Regions from separate parts of the Homo sapiens genome. Here region 1 is linked to region 2. Evidence: chromatin loops called from intact Hi-C (ENCODE). Cell type or tissue: ascending aorta. All regions are shown on one strand.

What was found. Peaks named below come from ENCODE experiments on the same cell type or tissue, not always from the same donor. Only the 100,000 strongest peaks of a DNase experiment are listed, where the experiment ranks them.
Region 1: it touches region 2 in a loop (3-fold over the local background); 3 of 110 quality-filtered maps call a loop at or near these places.

The regions. Positions count from the first base shown.
Region 1 is chr20:31,857,345-31,865,344 of GRCh38, forward strand. DUSP15 (dual specificity phosphatase 15) reads right to left here. Exons shown (of 7, transcript NM_080611.5): 4 at 7,609-7,658; 5 at 6,563-6,637; 6 at 5,227-5,398; 7 at 3,733-4,331. The coding sequence ends at 4,059. Among named protein-coding and RNA genes, the nearest start is that of DUSP15, 9.2 kb to the right of the region's middle. RefSeq lists an enhancer at 1,195-1,294 and a silencer at 4,030-4,229. In ascending aorta, no CTCF peak of the experiment used is centred here; DNase peaks (open chromatin) are centred at 3,307 and 4,297; H3K4me3 peaks cover 1,388 bases; H3K27me3 peaks cover 2,594 bases.
Region 2 is chr20:31,913,729-31,921,728 of GRCh38, forward strand. TTLL9 (tubulin tyrosine ligase like 9) reads left to right here. Exons shown (of 15, transcript NM_001008409.5): 7 at 6,136-6,204. Among named protein-coding and RNA genes, the nearest start is that of PDRG1, 34 kb to the right of the region's middle. RefSeq lists an enhancer at 4,702-4,751. In ascending aorta, no CTCF peak of the experiment used is centred here; no DNase peak of the experiment used is centred here.

The DNA.
Region 1 (8,000 bases), 56 kb before region 2:
CGGGCTCTCACTATGTTGCCCAGACTGGTCTCGAACTCCTGGGCTCAAGTGATCCTCCTGCCTTGACCTCCCAAAGTGGTAGGATTACAGTTGAGGCACAACTCCTGGCCACAAATCTGGTTTTGACCCTCCCCTACCATAGCTCCCCATTGCCCTTGTGAAAGAGTTCCAACTCTTCATGATGGCCTCAAAGCCATGCATGAACTGCCCCTCCTGGGCCTCATCTGCCTCCACTCCCTCTCCTCCCCCACTTTAGTTCTTTTCATCTCTAAATGCTTCATGTCTTTATCTCCATTAGACCTTTGCACATTCAGTTCCCTTTGCCTGCAATACCTTCGCCTCTTCACCTTTACCTGGCATGCTCCCACCATCCTCAGCTTAACCATCTCTTTCTCAAGAAAGGAGCCAGTTTGGAAGAAGTTAATGATGACTGGGGAAAGGAGGGACATTCCTGCAGGAGGTCCCTGAGAAGGGCTGGTGTTGGGAGCACCAAAAAGTTTCCTGAGCTGCAGAGGTTGATGGGTTTAGGGGTGGGAGGCTGACAGAATTCCCATTAGTGCATTGGTGGAGTGGGAGAAGAGGCCCTCTGAGAGGGGCCGGTGGTGCAGGTCGTGGCAGCCTTGGCTGATTGTTTTAAGAAAGTGTCTGAGAGTCCCTCATATGTAGAGAACATTACCCTCAGCCCTAGAGGCCAGAAAGTGGCCCAGGGTCACAAGGCTATCCGTCAGTCTCAGTGCTGGGGCAACTTGTGTCCAGAGCCTGCCCAGTGCTGAGCGTCTCCAGTCCCCTGTCCCCTTGCCCTGAAGAGTGCTGAGTCCTGTTGCACCTGGTAGCCCTGCTTGGCTACATGCTTCCAGGGGATGCGAAAGAGGGTCTTGCCCGCATCCTCCCAGCATAACCCCACGTAGCACCCACTCTCAATCTGTGCCCCCCCAGTCCCAGAGGCACAGGGAACCTCTGGCTCTGCCATGGGTCACCTGCCGTCGGGGACCTTTCCTTCCTTCTGGCCATCAGGGATGCAGGGGCCAGGTCTTGGGCTTGCAGTGGCTCAACCCACGTGGGCCTGGGGACTACGGGCCACCTGGATGATGCTGGGAGGCTATGAAAGTGAAAGTCTGGGCAGGCAGGTCTCACTTTCTGTTTTGTCCCCTCTCTTGGGAGGCCCTTTCCTTTTGCACCTCCCCATAGCAGCCTAGCCTGGAGGGCATTGATCCTCTTTTATGGGGTGGCAGGAGGCGCTGTGAGACACAAGACCCACGCAAGTGGGGTAGCCTGGGCTCTGCGGGTCTCAGGAGGCCGGCCCCCATGAGCATCCAGAGACACAGCTTTGCCCCAGTCTGCAACTGTCACCTGCTCTTCCCAGCCCACCTGGAAATTTGTCAGTCTCTTTTCAGGACCTGGACTGTTGAGATTGGAAAGGCACAGGGATTCTCAAACTAACTCCTGCCAGAACTGAGAGGCAGCAACTCGTTTCAAATGCATACTCATGACCTCCATCCCAGATCTGCAGAATCAGACTTTCTGGGCAGGAAGCCCAGGAAACCCACATTGTAATGAGTTCCCCCGTGAGGTTCTGATGCAGGTAGTCCAGGGGTCACACTTATTTCTGTAAATATTAGGAGTTCCCACTTACCGACTGCTCATCAGTGCTGGGCCTGGCTAAACACTTTCCTGCAGTGTCTCAATTGGTTCTCACAACAGCTTATGAGGTTGGTAAAAGCCCTGTTTTAATGTTAAGACTGAGCTCAGAGAGGTTAAAGCCCTCTAACAAGGTCACAGAGCTAGTGGGTGGTGGAGCCAGGAGCCAAAATGTGTCTCTCTGCTCCCTAGAGCCCGGGAGCCTAAGCAGTGCCCCACACTGCCTGCCGACAGCTACACCTGTACTTTGTGGATTCTTGGTGGGGGTCTCTGACCCCCTAAAAGTGAATGTAAATTTCATGTCTATGCATTTTTTTGGGGGGGGGGGATTTGCATCTTTCATTAAATTGTCAAAGGAGATGTGGGATATGAAAAAGATCAAGTTGCTCAGATTGCTCCACTCCTTGCTGTATTCATGGAACTGAGGCTCTGAGAGAGAATGCCCCCCACTCCCTGCACCTTTGCACAGCACTGGCACAAAGCTGGGCACCCAGCCAGCATTGACCAGAGACTGGAAGCATTGTTCCTGATGTGTACCTGCTGGGAGGGCTTTCTTCCTGCTCCTCCTTTCCTCTAGCTCCCATATTCCAGTAGCCACCTGGCTCTTGAAGCATCTTGAAGGATTGATCTGGAATATCAGATCAGTCCTATAGATGATGGGGGCCATGGAGGCTTTTTTTATTTTTCTTTTTTCAAACAGGGTCTCGCTCTGTCACCCAGGCTGGAGTGCAGTAGCGCAATCTTGGCTCACTACAGCCTCCGCCTCCATGGAGGCTTTTAAATAGGGGAAGACACCATCAGAGGTAGAAGGTGTTTTAAATGGGGCGTCTGGCAGCACCATTAACCAGCCTGGAGGACTGCGGGCTCCCTGCACTCTGGTGAGTCCAGCCACTTTGCTCTTCACATGAACTGTGAAGGGAAAGACCCTAACTCATGATGGTAGGTAGTTAGGAAGCAGCTCCTTCTGTTTTTGGAGGTTACTGGCAAGGAGGTTACTAACTCATGGCCTTAATGTTCTGTCTGCCTGGAATGCTTCCCCCAGATAACCAAACGGTCCACTCCCTCACCACCTGACATATTTTTTATTTGCTGTCTTCCCGACCAGAATGTCAGCAACATGAAGGCAGAGGTTTTGCTCATTGCTGTATACCCAGGGCCGAGCACAATGGCTGGCACACAGTAGGTACTCAATGGACATTTGTTGAATGAATGAGGAGTAGGAAGTTGGGGTGGCAGCTGAAGGTTATTTTGTCCATCCTCCAACTCCAGTGCTGGAATCGGTGCCTCCCCGACAGCCCTGAGCACAGTGATTTGTGCATATTAAGAACCCCATACGAGTGGCTTATTGGGTTATAGCTATTTTCGATCCCTCTCAACTTTGGGTTAACTTTAGTTTTGGAAGTATCAGCTGCAGTGACTTCTACTCATCCTCAGAGCCAGCTACCGCTTTGATGGGCAGCCCTGGCCTTTAAAGTCTTGGCAGGAAGGGTCATTCCCACTAGCTGGGGGTGGAGCCTCCTTGTCAGGAACCTCCCAAACCAGAGGAGCTGCTTCCTAACTACCTACCGTCATGGGACTCAGACTGACTAAGCTAGCGTCCAGCTTTCCCTGCTCTGGCTGTGTGTGCTCCGGCAAGCTGCCTGATCTCTCTGAGCCTCTGTTTCCTCCCTGAGGATTAAGTGAACTCATGCAGTAAAAGGTCAGGATGAGGGAGGCGCTACCTCACCTTCCTAGCTACTATTTGTGCACAGGGAAGGGAAGGGAGTCGGGGAGGGGAGGGGCCCCTCATGGTGGAGGAGAGGGGTTCAAAAGGTGGAAGGGGGTTCCGAGAGAAGGAGGGACTTGGGCCTTGTCAGGCGGGACACCGTGGCTTTGGGGGAGGGGAGATGTTAGAGAAGGAGGTGGGGTCCCAGGAGGCAACTCCGCAGACTGCAGTTGCGGGAGGGTGGTGGGCTCCTCAGGCCCCCAGGGGATGCAGGCTCCCTCGCATCCCCTTTTCTGCAGGCTGCTGGCCCCTGGCAGTCCTGCTGGCTCCTGGCAGAATCCTGCTGCCCCGCCTTTGTTGAATGACTGGGAGGCACTCGGACAGGCAGCTTCTTCTGTGTCTCTTTAATACCCTCCAGGCCCGTCAAACCCTCCACTCTCCCTCCCTCCCCTCCCGCCGCCTTTAAGGGTGGGCCCCCTCCCCCAGCCCAAGGACTAAGGCACCAGGTGGCTGCAGCAGGCCGGCCCGGACACAGAGACGCACAGGTTGGGGACGCTGACTGCAGACGCGGACGAGCAGGGCGGGCGCGGGAGGCAGGGTTCAGGCCGCCGCGGGGCTCCCCCAGCCTCTGGGCCCGTCCTGGGGGGCGTGGAAGGCGCAGACAGCCCCCGAAGGGAGCCAGTCGGAAGTGGGGAGCCACGGCTGGACTGCATCCTCACTTGCCGCCCTTGCGGGACAGACACCGGGGGAGGCAAGAGAAAGTCTGCTTGACGCGCGCCAGCAGCGGCAGCGGCCGGTGGGCTTCCCGGGGCGTGCGCGGCACCAGGCGCTGCACGGTTCCCTCGGAGGCTGCTGAGTGCGGCCCGGCGGAGGAGGCCGAGGTCGCGGAGCCCTGCCGGCAGCGCTTGCACAGCGGCAGCAGCGCGCGCAACTCCTCCTCGTCGCGGAAGGGGCTCTCGCCGAAGCGCTCCTCCAGCTGCCGGCGAAGCTGGGGTGGGCGGGTGAGGTGGGCGGGGTCAAGGCCGGCGCGGGGCGGGGTCAAGGCAGCCGGCCCCGCCCCCACCCTCCCGACCTTCGCCCTTCTCCGAGCGTCCCACACCTCGCTGAGCCCCTCCCTTCCTGAGCGTCTTCTTTGCCTCCCTTCTCCGGGGTTTCCATCCCCTCACTGAGTCCCTCTTCCCTTCTAGGAGGCCCCTCCCTCTCCCTGACCCCTCTTCCCCCTTTGACACGCCAGCTTCCAGACCTGCTAAAGTGACCCCCAGGCGCCCAGCGGGGATCACTCCTCCCGCTTTGCACTTCTGGGTAACTCCTCCCACTTTGCACCTCTGTGCTCACAACCCCATTCCCACAGATTTCTTCCTTGCCCGACTCTTTCCCAACGCCGTGCTGCAGATGAGCCTCTGGGTACCGCCCTCAACCTGCTGAGAGCCCTCCCCCTCTCATCCTTTGTTCCCAGGGAGGCTTAGTTCCTGACATTTCTACGTAGCATCTGCCCGAGAGGTATAAGAGGGAAACTGCTGTGGTCTCATCAAGGACACAGGGATGGAGTAGGACATGGACAATTCTCCCCGATGGGGTCAAACACTCAAATCCTTCAGGTTCCAGCCAGGTAGGGCAGGCAGTGGGGAGGGCTGGAAGACCTGGTCAAATGGAAGGGCCCGCACTGATCTAAAGGCATTCAAATTCTAAATTGAAAAAGAAAACACCTGGCTGTCTAACAAAATACACCTAGGAGGTGGATTAGCTCAAAGGCCATGAGTTTGAGACCCTAGAAAAATCCGGGTCTGAGGCACAGGCTAAAAATGTTCCAATCAGTGATCAGTTCGAGTGGGAAGAAGGATCTCCCACCCCTGGCCCAACCCAGCCCTTGACCCCATCCCTACCTTCTGGGAACTGGCCCAGCCAAACTCTTCAAGCTGCTGCCTAAAGCCTGGGTTGGGGTTGGCGATGGGCCTGGTGGCCTTGATGGCTTCAAGCACGTCCCGCCAGCCTAGCCCCGTCACAGTCATCACATACGCTGTCACAATCGTGGTGCTGCGAGAGATGCCTGCAAAGCTGGGATCCCCAACAACCCCTCAGGCTTCAAGTAAGATCCAATGTCCTCCATGCCCCCAGGCACCCCACCCTGCTTCAACTCCCCCACCCTTGCCTCCTGAGCTCCAACCATAAGGGACCTGTCAGGACTTGCCATCCCACCTCCAGGCCTTTGCCATGCTGTTCCCTCTGTCTAGAGCATCCCCTGGGTTCTCCCACATCAAAAGCCTGAGTGAAACACCATTCATTCAGTCAATAAATATGTCCTGAGCATCTGTTCTTTTTCAGGCACTGGGGATGTAGCGGGTATAAAACAGGCATGGTCTTTGCTGTCCTGGAGCTTACAGTATGGCTGGGGGGGGGGGACAGACGTTGATCAGATAATCAATTCCAGGTGGTGATAATAGCTTTGAGGATGAGTCTGGGGGCTAGGAGATCCACATAGGAAGAGGTATTAATCTATAGGTGGGGTGGGGTTAGGGAAGGGGTTCCCAAGGAATAGATATCAATGAAATTTGAAAGATGAATAAGGGTTAGTCAGGAACCTTCTGGGCAGTGTGTACAAAGACCATGAGGCATAAGCCTCGTAGATTTGGAGGATGGGGAGGAGGTTAGTACAGCTGGAAAGGGGAAGGAGGGAGAGGGTGGGAAATGAGGCTTGGGAAACCGGCCTCCTTGCTGGGCCTCCAGCAGAGCCAGCTTGAGCCTGGATAGGATGGGCCTTCAGTGAGAAGTTAAGGAATGAATGACATCAACTGAGCGAGGGGCACCTGGGAAGACCCAGAATTCCTGTCTCCCAGCTCGGGGTTCCCCACTGCCCTGCACCATCACCTCCAAGGCCTGGAGGGGAGGAGGGAGGCCCAGAACTACTGGAGGGTGATGAGCTACCTCCATGACCTCACCTATCCCTCCCAACAGTCCCATCAGGTCAGCTTTCTTTTCCGCATTTTACAGATGAGGACATTGAGTCTCAGAGAGAAACAGCTACTTGGCTATGGCCACACAGCTCATAAGGAATAGAGTCCCGGGTTGGCCTCTCTCCAGTGAATGGTGGGCCCTCAGGCACTGTGACAGGCTGGAGAAGATCCCTCACAGGTCCAACCTTCCCACAGGGGGAGTGTGTGTTCAGCAGAGGGCACAGCCACTTCCTTCCTCCCCCACCTTATCCCCCTCCGCTTAACTCACCAGTGCACAAGGCAGTTCCCCCCATTAAGGCGGCAGCAGTGGATGAAGTTGATACATTCTTTGAAGTGCTTTTTGCTAGAGGAGAAAGCAATAGGGTAGGGAGCACTGCAGGGCAGACCTCTCAGGAGTTGTTCCGCCCCCACCCCAATTACAGGATAGCAAGGGACATAGAGCCCTGGGGTCCCCAGGTCAGCCAGCACATGCAGTGAATATGGGCCAGTACTTAGTATGAGCTGGAGGTGTGTTTGTGTGAAGCAAGAATGGTGGCATTTCAGGCAGTGAGAGAGACCAGTCAGGACAAATCTCACCATCTAGGCAGGAGCACTCCTCCTGTGGACCCTGTTTTCATGTTGGGTTTATTGTGGCCTTTCAGAGAAATGGGTGGGAGGAAACACAGGGGTCCCACTCCTCTGGGGTCTGCAATCAGAGCACCTGGGCACAATGATGGGCAGCAGCAGGCTGGGAGCAAGATTCCCAAGGGGCAGCACTGTCTGCTTGGCTCCATCCCAAGCGGGGAGGCACTACTGCTGATGCCACAAACAAAAATCCCGTTTTCTGAGCTCAGTTATACTCCAGGCCCTATCCTAGATCCTTGACCTGTGTCATCTGATCTTCGAAAGCCTCCTTGACTCTGATCATGCACTCCTGATTTACAGGTGAGGCCCAGAGCGGGGAAGTGATTTGTTCAAGGTCACACAGCAAGTAAATGGCAGAGCCTGGCCGGAACTCAGATGTCTTAACCCCAAGGCCAGGAACAGGCTGAATATGACCCTTTCAAATCAGCTGGTGTAGCTGGTCCCAAGGTACAGAGTGTCCTTTTCCCATTTCATAGCTGATGAGACTGAGGCTCGGGGAGGTGGAGAGTCTTGGCCAAGGGCCTATCACAAGGGCATGGTTGAGACAGAGTCAAACCTGGGACTGGTTGAGTTGAACACCTGTGATAGCTCTCTGGCCTGAGTACTTTGTCCTCCTTCAAACCCCCTCCCCCTCCCCCACCACAGAAGGCAGCTGTCTGTCCATCTATGGGTCCATCCAGGGGAACTTACATGGGTACCTCAGGGGTATCAGCGACCGGGATGCGAAGGTAGGTGATATCCTGCAAGTACAAAATACACTCAGGCAGGGGACCTTGCCTGCAACCCTCCCTGATGCTGGTCCGAGCTGCCCAGGCAGGGCATAACCCCAGCCCAGTTCCTGCCCTTCTCTGGCCCACTGTGGTCCTCTCTGTCCAAAGAAAGTAGTTGTCATCTCTGAGGCCTCCCAGCTGTGACCACTTGTGATTCCTGAACCTTCTAAGCACATGGTGTCTCCTAACCCCATCAGCGGCGTGGGCATGACGTCACCTATCCCTCCCAACAGGGACCCAGGAACCTTTATCAAGTAGCTAGGAAAGGGCTACTTAAAGGGACTCCACTCCAAATGGGAATTACAAAATTAC
Region 2 (8,000 bases):
GCTTTTAGGGGAATATAAGAACAGGCTCTTGGGTCTGGCATTTAAAAGTCCAGTGTAAACATTGCATCGCTCTTAGCTTTCTTCCCATGGAAGCATTCTCCCCTGCCAGCAGTTCAGGCCGTCAGGGTTGGTGGGGAGGTGGGCAGGACACTGACACAGGTCATGGGACAACTGTGGCTCCAGCCCGCCTCGTGGTGCGGGGAGGCGACTGCTTGGCTGTCACGGATGGGGCCTGTCAGTCTCTCTGTGTGCCCCCCAAGCTGCTCAGGGACAGGGCCTATCTATCTGCTCACCCTGCGTCCACCAAGCTGGTCTAACACTTCACACACGGCAGCGAGCGTTCTTGGCAACCAGGGGGCTGTTCTCAGCCTTGGGGGCCTATTTCCAAACTGCAAGGCAGGAAGAGCCACATTTTAACATTCCATCACACTAGTTTACCCCAACCAGAACTTCTCAGAATTTTTCACTGAGACTTTCTAAGAGTCGGGATGCTTTACTCAGTAAATAATAGAAAATCCAAATAACAGTAGCTTAAACAAGAGGGCAAGACTTCTGTACTGTTTTTATGCCATGGGCCTCTTTGACATCTGGTGAAATGTGTGGACCCTATCACAGAATAGTGGTGTTTTTTTAACCACTTCATTGAAACATAATTGGCGTACAACAAGCTGTGCGTATTTAATGTGGACAGCTTAATGAGTTTGGAGATAAGTATGTACCCATGAAAGAATTGTGGTTTTAAAAACATAAAATACAGTACATTCCATTATAAAAGAAGGCAACTATACTGAAAACCCGTTATCAAACTGTGTTAATCTGGGTTCCCCAAGAAACGGATGCCAAGACAAAATTAAACAGTTTGGCTGGTGAGAAAAAATGGGGAGGGAGCTAGCAGGTGAGGCTGGGAGAGAATCAGGCCTCCAAGGAAGCGAAGAAAGAAGAGAGGGAGGGAGGGAGGAAGGTTGGAAGTTTCTATTGCTGAGCAGCCTTTGAAAGTTCATCAAGGCCCCTGGGAGGCCTCAGCCAAAGTTGGCTGTCAGGAGTCCCCTGTCTCTCAGGAATGGCCGGTCTTCATATCCCCTGGGGCTTAGTCACTGACTGGGAGCAGCCCTAGCAAGACGCCCTGGCAAACACTGCTAGACCTCAACTGGAAGCCGCTGGCACTCTCAGTCAGTTACTCTGTTGGAGGCCTGCAAGGTGCATTGTCATGGCCACCACACAAGCGATTACAAAATTATTTGTGCTATAGAAATATGTGCGCTTTTCATTAACAATTAAAGAGGATCTAACAGCAGGCCTCACAGCTACCACAATTTCAAAGTCAGGAGGAGCATAAACAATATTTTGAGATATCTGCAACAATTGTAATGTGATGTCGAAATCACTGTGATCTCTTTAGATGGCAAAGTCACGGGCATGGCTAACACTCCTATGATTTGTTGCATTCCTAATAGAAAGGAATGTGAAAATCGGCCGGGCGCGGTGGCTCACGCCTGTAATCCCAGCACTTTGGGAGGCTGAGGCGGGCGGATCACGAGGTCAGGAGATCGAGACCATCCTGGCTGACATGGTGAAACCCTGTCTGTACTAAAAATAACAAAAAATTGGCAGAGCGTGGTGGCAGGCACCTGTAGTCTCAGCTACTTGGGAGGCTGAGGCAGGAGAATGGCATGAATCCAGGAGGCTGAGCTTGCAGTAAGCCGAGATCCTGCCACTGTACTCCAGCCTGGGTGACAGAGCAAGACCCTGTCTCAAAGAAAAAAGCATAATATAAAAATATATCCCTCCCAAACCATCAAGTAATAGAGCTGCCCCCAGAACTAGCAGTGTTTATCCTGTGATTTTGTGTATCCCCGGCACTTTTCAAGAGGTATATGAGCCCCAGGTTTGTGTAGCACAGATTTAACTATCTCAGATTTGTCACCTGTTGGCTGGGTGACCTTGGGCAATGTGTTTGGCCTGTCTGTTCGCTGGTTCTCTTGGCTGCAAAATGGGGATAACATTAATGTTTATGTCAAAGGGTGTGTGTTTTTTTTCAAGCTTTAATGAGGTAACGTGTATAAATCACGGTGTCTGGCACAGAGTAAACACCTGGTAAGTATTGGCTGCTGGTATTGCCATTGTTATGAACCATTCTACTAAAGCTCGTATTCCGGTTATCTATTTCAGAGTAGCAAACCACTCCCAAACATAGTGACTTGAAACAACAATAATGCCTTATTTAGTTCATGTGAGCCCCCAGCTTGGACAGTGCTTGACAAGGAAGGCTGCTCCAGCATCCACTGAGGGCTGGAGGATCCCCTTCCTAGCTGGCTCACTGGCTGGGCTAGCAAGTAGGTGCCAGCTGTTGGCTGGGAATTCAGCCAGAGTTGAGGGCTGGAAGACTCAGTTGCCTTCCAGGTGGGCCTCTCCCTGTGACCTGGGCTTCCTCACGGGATGGCTGCTGGGTTCTGAGGGCAACCATCCTGAAAGAGAGAGCCAGGCAGAAGCTATATTGCCTTTTATGACCTGGCATTGGAATTCACACATCACTTCTGCCATAGGCAATTAGTAGAGACACTTCCAGATTCAAGGGAGGGGACATTGATTTACCTTTTGACAGGGTTCTGGAGAACATATGGGACAGGAAATATTGTCGTGGTTGTTTTTGGAAACTGCCATCTGCTGGAACTAGGTATTAGGTGATTTCCATCTCATCAGCCCCGATGTAACACCATGCAGGCGGTTCATCTTTCATTCTTTAGGGTTAGTCCCTTAGGAAGGCACCTCCTGGAACAGTCATGTCAAGTTACTAACAATGGCCTGAACAATAAAGGCATTTTGTTATCTCACAGAACAAGAAGGCTGAGGGTAGGCATATCCAGGTTTGGGGATGTGCTAGATGATGCCACTAGAGGCCCAGGCTCCTTCTCTCCATCGACTCTGCATCCTGTGTGCTGGCTTTTTGTCATCAGACTTGTCACCTCATGGATGTGACATGGCTGCTGCAGTCACAGGCATCATCTCCGCAGACTGTAGCATTCAAAGAAAGAAGGAAGGAGCCCGGGATATTTCTTCCCGATCCCCTTTCTCCCCAGCTCCTTCCCTAATATTTTTAACAAGGAGAAACATCTTTCCTGGAATCTCTGAGCAAATGTCTCCTTAGGTCTGATTGGCCAAAACTGGTCATGTGGTTTCCACCAACTGCAAGGGAAGCTGGGAAAACCTACATCTGGTCTTTCTAGCCTCCCTCATGAGAGGTGGGCTTTGCTAGCAAGGAAGAAGAGGAAGGAAAGTGGCCATAGGGAAGGCAGCCAACAGGGTTGGGGATAGGGGTTCCTAGACCAAAGCATATGAACCTGAAAAGATACCGTTTAATTGAAGTTTAATAAAATATAGAAAAGTAGCCAAATTATAGGGGCACAGTATGAATTTTCACAAAGTGAATCCACTCAAATAATCAGCACCCAGGTCATAAACAGAGCGTTCCCTACCCTCAGCAGCCCTCTCAGGCCCCTTTCCACTCACTCACAACCCCCCAAGGCACTAAACATCGTAGGTTTGCTTTGTCTGCTTTTGGACTTTATATAATTGGAATCTTATAGGATGACTACCTTGTGTCTGGTGTCTCTCCCTTGACATGTTTTGCAGTTCATTCTGCTGATGTGGGTAATTGTACATTATTAACTGTCATCGTTGTATACTATTCCATTGATTAAATATTCATCCATTGGGGAGTCTCAGGGTGGAGCTATTATGATAGTGCTGCTGTGGGTGTCTGGGGCCATGTCCATGGTGACATGTGCAGACATTTCTGTCATGTAGGTCCCTAAGAGAGGAATTGCTGGGACATAGGATAGAGGATGCCTATGTTCAGCTTTAGCAGATGCTGCCAGTTTCCAAACAACGTACTCTCACACCAGCAGTGTGTGCAAGTTCCAGTTTCTCCACATCCTCACCAATACTTGGTATTGTCTGTCTTTAATTTAACTATTCTCAGGTAGTATATAGTAGTATCATATTGTGATTTTCATTAGTGTAAGAATTAAAGAAAGAGGAGAGAAACACGAAAGGTGGCTCGCCCGTCAAGACAGGTTTATTTTAGAGAAAACAAACCTGAGAGGAACCTTCTGGCTGAGTTAGGTCAGAGCCACACTCTCTTACAGACTAAGAGTTTTTAAGGATTCAGGGCGGGAGAGTTTATTAGAGGCTTGGACTGCTTCTGTGTCTCTTTATTGTGCTTATCTGGGAGGGAGAGTTGTGTGTCTGTTCCCATACATCTTTCTGCAGCTGCAGGCATATCCCCCGGGTTGCTTTTAGCTTTCCTATCTTAGTGCACCTGAAGGGAAAGGAATGTGCTTATTAAGATCTACTGTTTTACTGGGGCCCATTGTATGAGGGCGAAGTTTGGCAGTTACCCAAGAGACTTTCCCCCCACCTCCCTCTGTGCCCGAGCTGTCTTATCTGTGTTTTACTGTCTGCTCTTTCTGTCTGCTTGTAGTTAGAAGAGAAGTGATTTCCTTGAAATGCATGAGGCCAGAAAGGGAACTGGAACTTAAAGTGGCAGTGTTTGTCCGAGATGACGAGATGACGGTGCTCTTGTTCTGTCAATTAGCACTTCTCTGTTGGTGAACCCTCTGATGAAGTTGAGTGCCCGTTCTTTTCTTTCTTTCTTTTTTTTTTAACAGACAGAGTCTCACACTGTTGCCCAGGCTGTGCAGTGGTGCAATCCCTGCCCACTGCAGCCCTGATCTCCTGGGCTAAAGTCATCCTTCCACCTCTGCCTCCCAGATAGCTGGTACTACAGGGGTGCACTCTCATACCCAGCTAATTTTTAAAGCTATTTTTAGTAGCGATGTGATCTCAAGGTCTTTCTACGTTGCCTAGACTTGTCTCGAACTCCTGAGCTTAAATAATCCTCCTACTTCGGCCTTCCAGAGTGCTGGGATTACAGATGTGAGTCACTGTGCCCAAGCTATTGTATGTTTACACTGGTAATCTTCTTTCGTAAAATGCCTGTTCAAGTCTTTTGCAAGGCCGTGAACTGTTGGAAGCTCCTGATGCACACTTATTAGTTGCTTTCTAAAATTGCTGTGCACATTTGGCTGCCCCTGAGCCACCACCAGTGCTCCATAGAGTTTTTGGCACCCAGTCTTCTGGGCCCACACAACCCTGAACCATGGTGCACAGCATGGCAGGCAGAGCAGGGGCTCTTTGTGCAGTAGACAACCTGTACAACCACACCTGGCAGCCCTGCATGCCCCTATCTTGTACAGAGAGCCTCGGGTGGGCCAGGTGGGCCATGCTCAGAGGAGAACAGAAGGAAATGAGAGTTGCAGTTATGCTGGAGGTAAGATGACTTGGGAGATCTGCTCAGTGGCTGCAAATACCTAAAGGACTCTTCTGGCACCCAGGAATCAGCTTTGTTCTAGGAGGTCCTAAAAGCCAAAGCCAGACTGGCCAGTCTTAGCTCAACACAGGTTAGGCTGTGAACGTTCCATTGCATAATGCTCAACATACAGTATGCACTTCATATATACCTTTTGGATGACTACTTAACAAAGCTATCCTGTAACAAAATGGGCTGTTTGGCATTGGTGGGGGAGGTAGTGAGCTGCTAGGCACTGTGAGTGTGCAAGGCCAGGCAGGAGGACTGTTGTCCTTCTACAATGGTAGAAGGGGAGTAATGCCTTTGTTGAGGACCACTCCATATGAGATCAAAGATTCTCTCAGCCCCTAGACTGTGTGAAGCTATGAATTATCCATGCTGGGGTTCAGTAAAGGCAGGCTGATTTCAGTATTAGCCGGAGCAAACCCTAATTAGGAAGGCAAATTGATTTCCAAAAAAAGATTTGGATGATATGTTCCCAGGACTGTTAGAAATGGCTTTTTAATTGTCTGTTCTTTTGCATTATTCATGCAAATGTATGTCTTTGTGAGCTAAGTCAGTCTCCCCCTTCCCCTCCCTTCCCTCTCTCCCTCTGCCAGGGTTAGCACCTTCTCTGTTCCAGCCCCTTCAGCTAGCCTTCCTCTGGGGAGAGTTGGGGGTTCATAAGGAAAAAGAGACAGATATGCTGGGGAGAGCCCCCAGCCACGGGGGCCAACAAGGAACCACGCAGAGCTAAGAGCTGGCTTTCTGCCCCCATCCCACCCCAGGTAGCCCGGTCTCAAGGGAAAGGCATCTTCCTCTTCCGTAGGCTGAAGGACATCGTGGACTGGAGGAAGGTGAGCCTGCCTCTTCCCCCTTCCTCCCTGAACCCTCCTCTGACCTTGCCAGCAGGAGGGGCCACTCCTTCCTGCAATCAAAGCTCAGAGGGCTGGCAGAGAAACTCTGCCCACAGGTCTGCCCATTGGAGCAGGGTCTCCAGAGCCAGATTGTCCAGGTTCAAATCCTGATCTTGCCACTCAGTCACTCAATAGCTGTGTGCCCTTGAGCAAGTTACTTCACCTGTCAGTGCCCCAGTAAATGGGGATGGTAATTATACCTGCTAAGGATGCAGTGAGCTAATAAGCAAACACGCGCACACACACACACACACACACATTCTCACACACACCCACACACCCAGCACAGTGCCTGGCACTCAGCGCTCGATGCACGTTCTTTATCTGGGCCTCCTGCTCACGTGGCTGGGGAGAGTTTGGCTGACTCTTCCTCAGGGCCTAGACTGAGCCTCGGGGGCAGCTACCTCCCAACCCCAATCCATTCTTGTCCCAAGACACAGTACAGTAGAAATCCTGGTTCAAATCCTGCCTCTCCCACTCAGCAGCTGTGTGGTCTTGGGAAAATGACCGAAGCCCTCTGAACCTGAGCGGTGACGATGGTGCAGGGTGGGTGGGAGGAGCAGGATGGCTGAAATCCTATAGGACCAGCCCCTGCTGTACCAGGAGGCGCACAGCAGTGCTCAATGTCTTGACTCCTCCCATGAAACTGTCAGGGCACTACAGGAAAGAGCTCAGCAGCCTGGAGGCCCAGCCTGCCTGGAGCACGGTCAGTCCCTCTGGCAGCCACGTGAGTGGAGGTAGGGCTGGGCCCAGGTCCCAGGAAGGGAAGACCTGGCTGCTTCTGTCTTGACACAGCTGAGTGGGGAACAATGGTGGGTGAAGCAGGTCTACCCTGAGAGCTAGTGCTGCCTGCCATTATTGGGGCTGTTGTGTCACCCCATCAAGTGTGTGACCCTTGTCTTTGAGTGAAGGGGACAATAGGTGGGAGAGGTGTTTGCAACCTGCGAGGTGCTGTGCAGATGCATGAGAGCATTGCTGTCTTCCAGAGCTGGGCTGGCAGGTAGAGAAGAAGGAGCAATGTCCTCGGGGGCCCATGGGTGGTGTAGGCAGCACTGTCCAACAGAACTTTCTAGAGGGATGAAAATGGATATCTGTGCTCTCCAATGCGGTGACCACTAGCCACATGCAGGATGTTGAGCACTTGCCACATGGCTGGTGTGACTGAGGACTGGATTTATAATTTCATATCCTTCTTAAAAATTGTGGGCCGGCAACAGACACATGAAAAAATGCTCATCATCAGTGGCCATCAGAGAAATGCAAATCAAAACCACAATGAGATACCATCTCACACCAGTTAGAATGGCGATCATTAAAAAGTCAGGAAACAACAGGTGCTGGAGAGGATGTGGAGAAATAGGAACACTTTTACACTGTTGGTGGGACTGTAAACTAGTTCAACCAGTGTGGAAGACAGTGTGGTGATTCCTCAGGGATCTAGAACTAGAAATACCATTTGACCCAGCCATCCCATTACTGGGTATATACCCAAAGGATTATAAATCATACTGCTATAAAGACACATGCACACGTATGTTTATTGTGGCACTATTCACAATAGCAAAGACTTGGAACCAAGACAAATGTCCAACAATAATAGACTGGATTAAGAAAATGTGGCACATATACACCATGAAATACTATGCTGCCATAAAAAAGGATGAGTTCATGTCTTTTGTAGGGACATGGATGAAGCTGGAAACCGTCATTCTCAGCAAACTATTGCAAGGACAGAA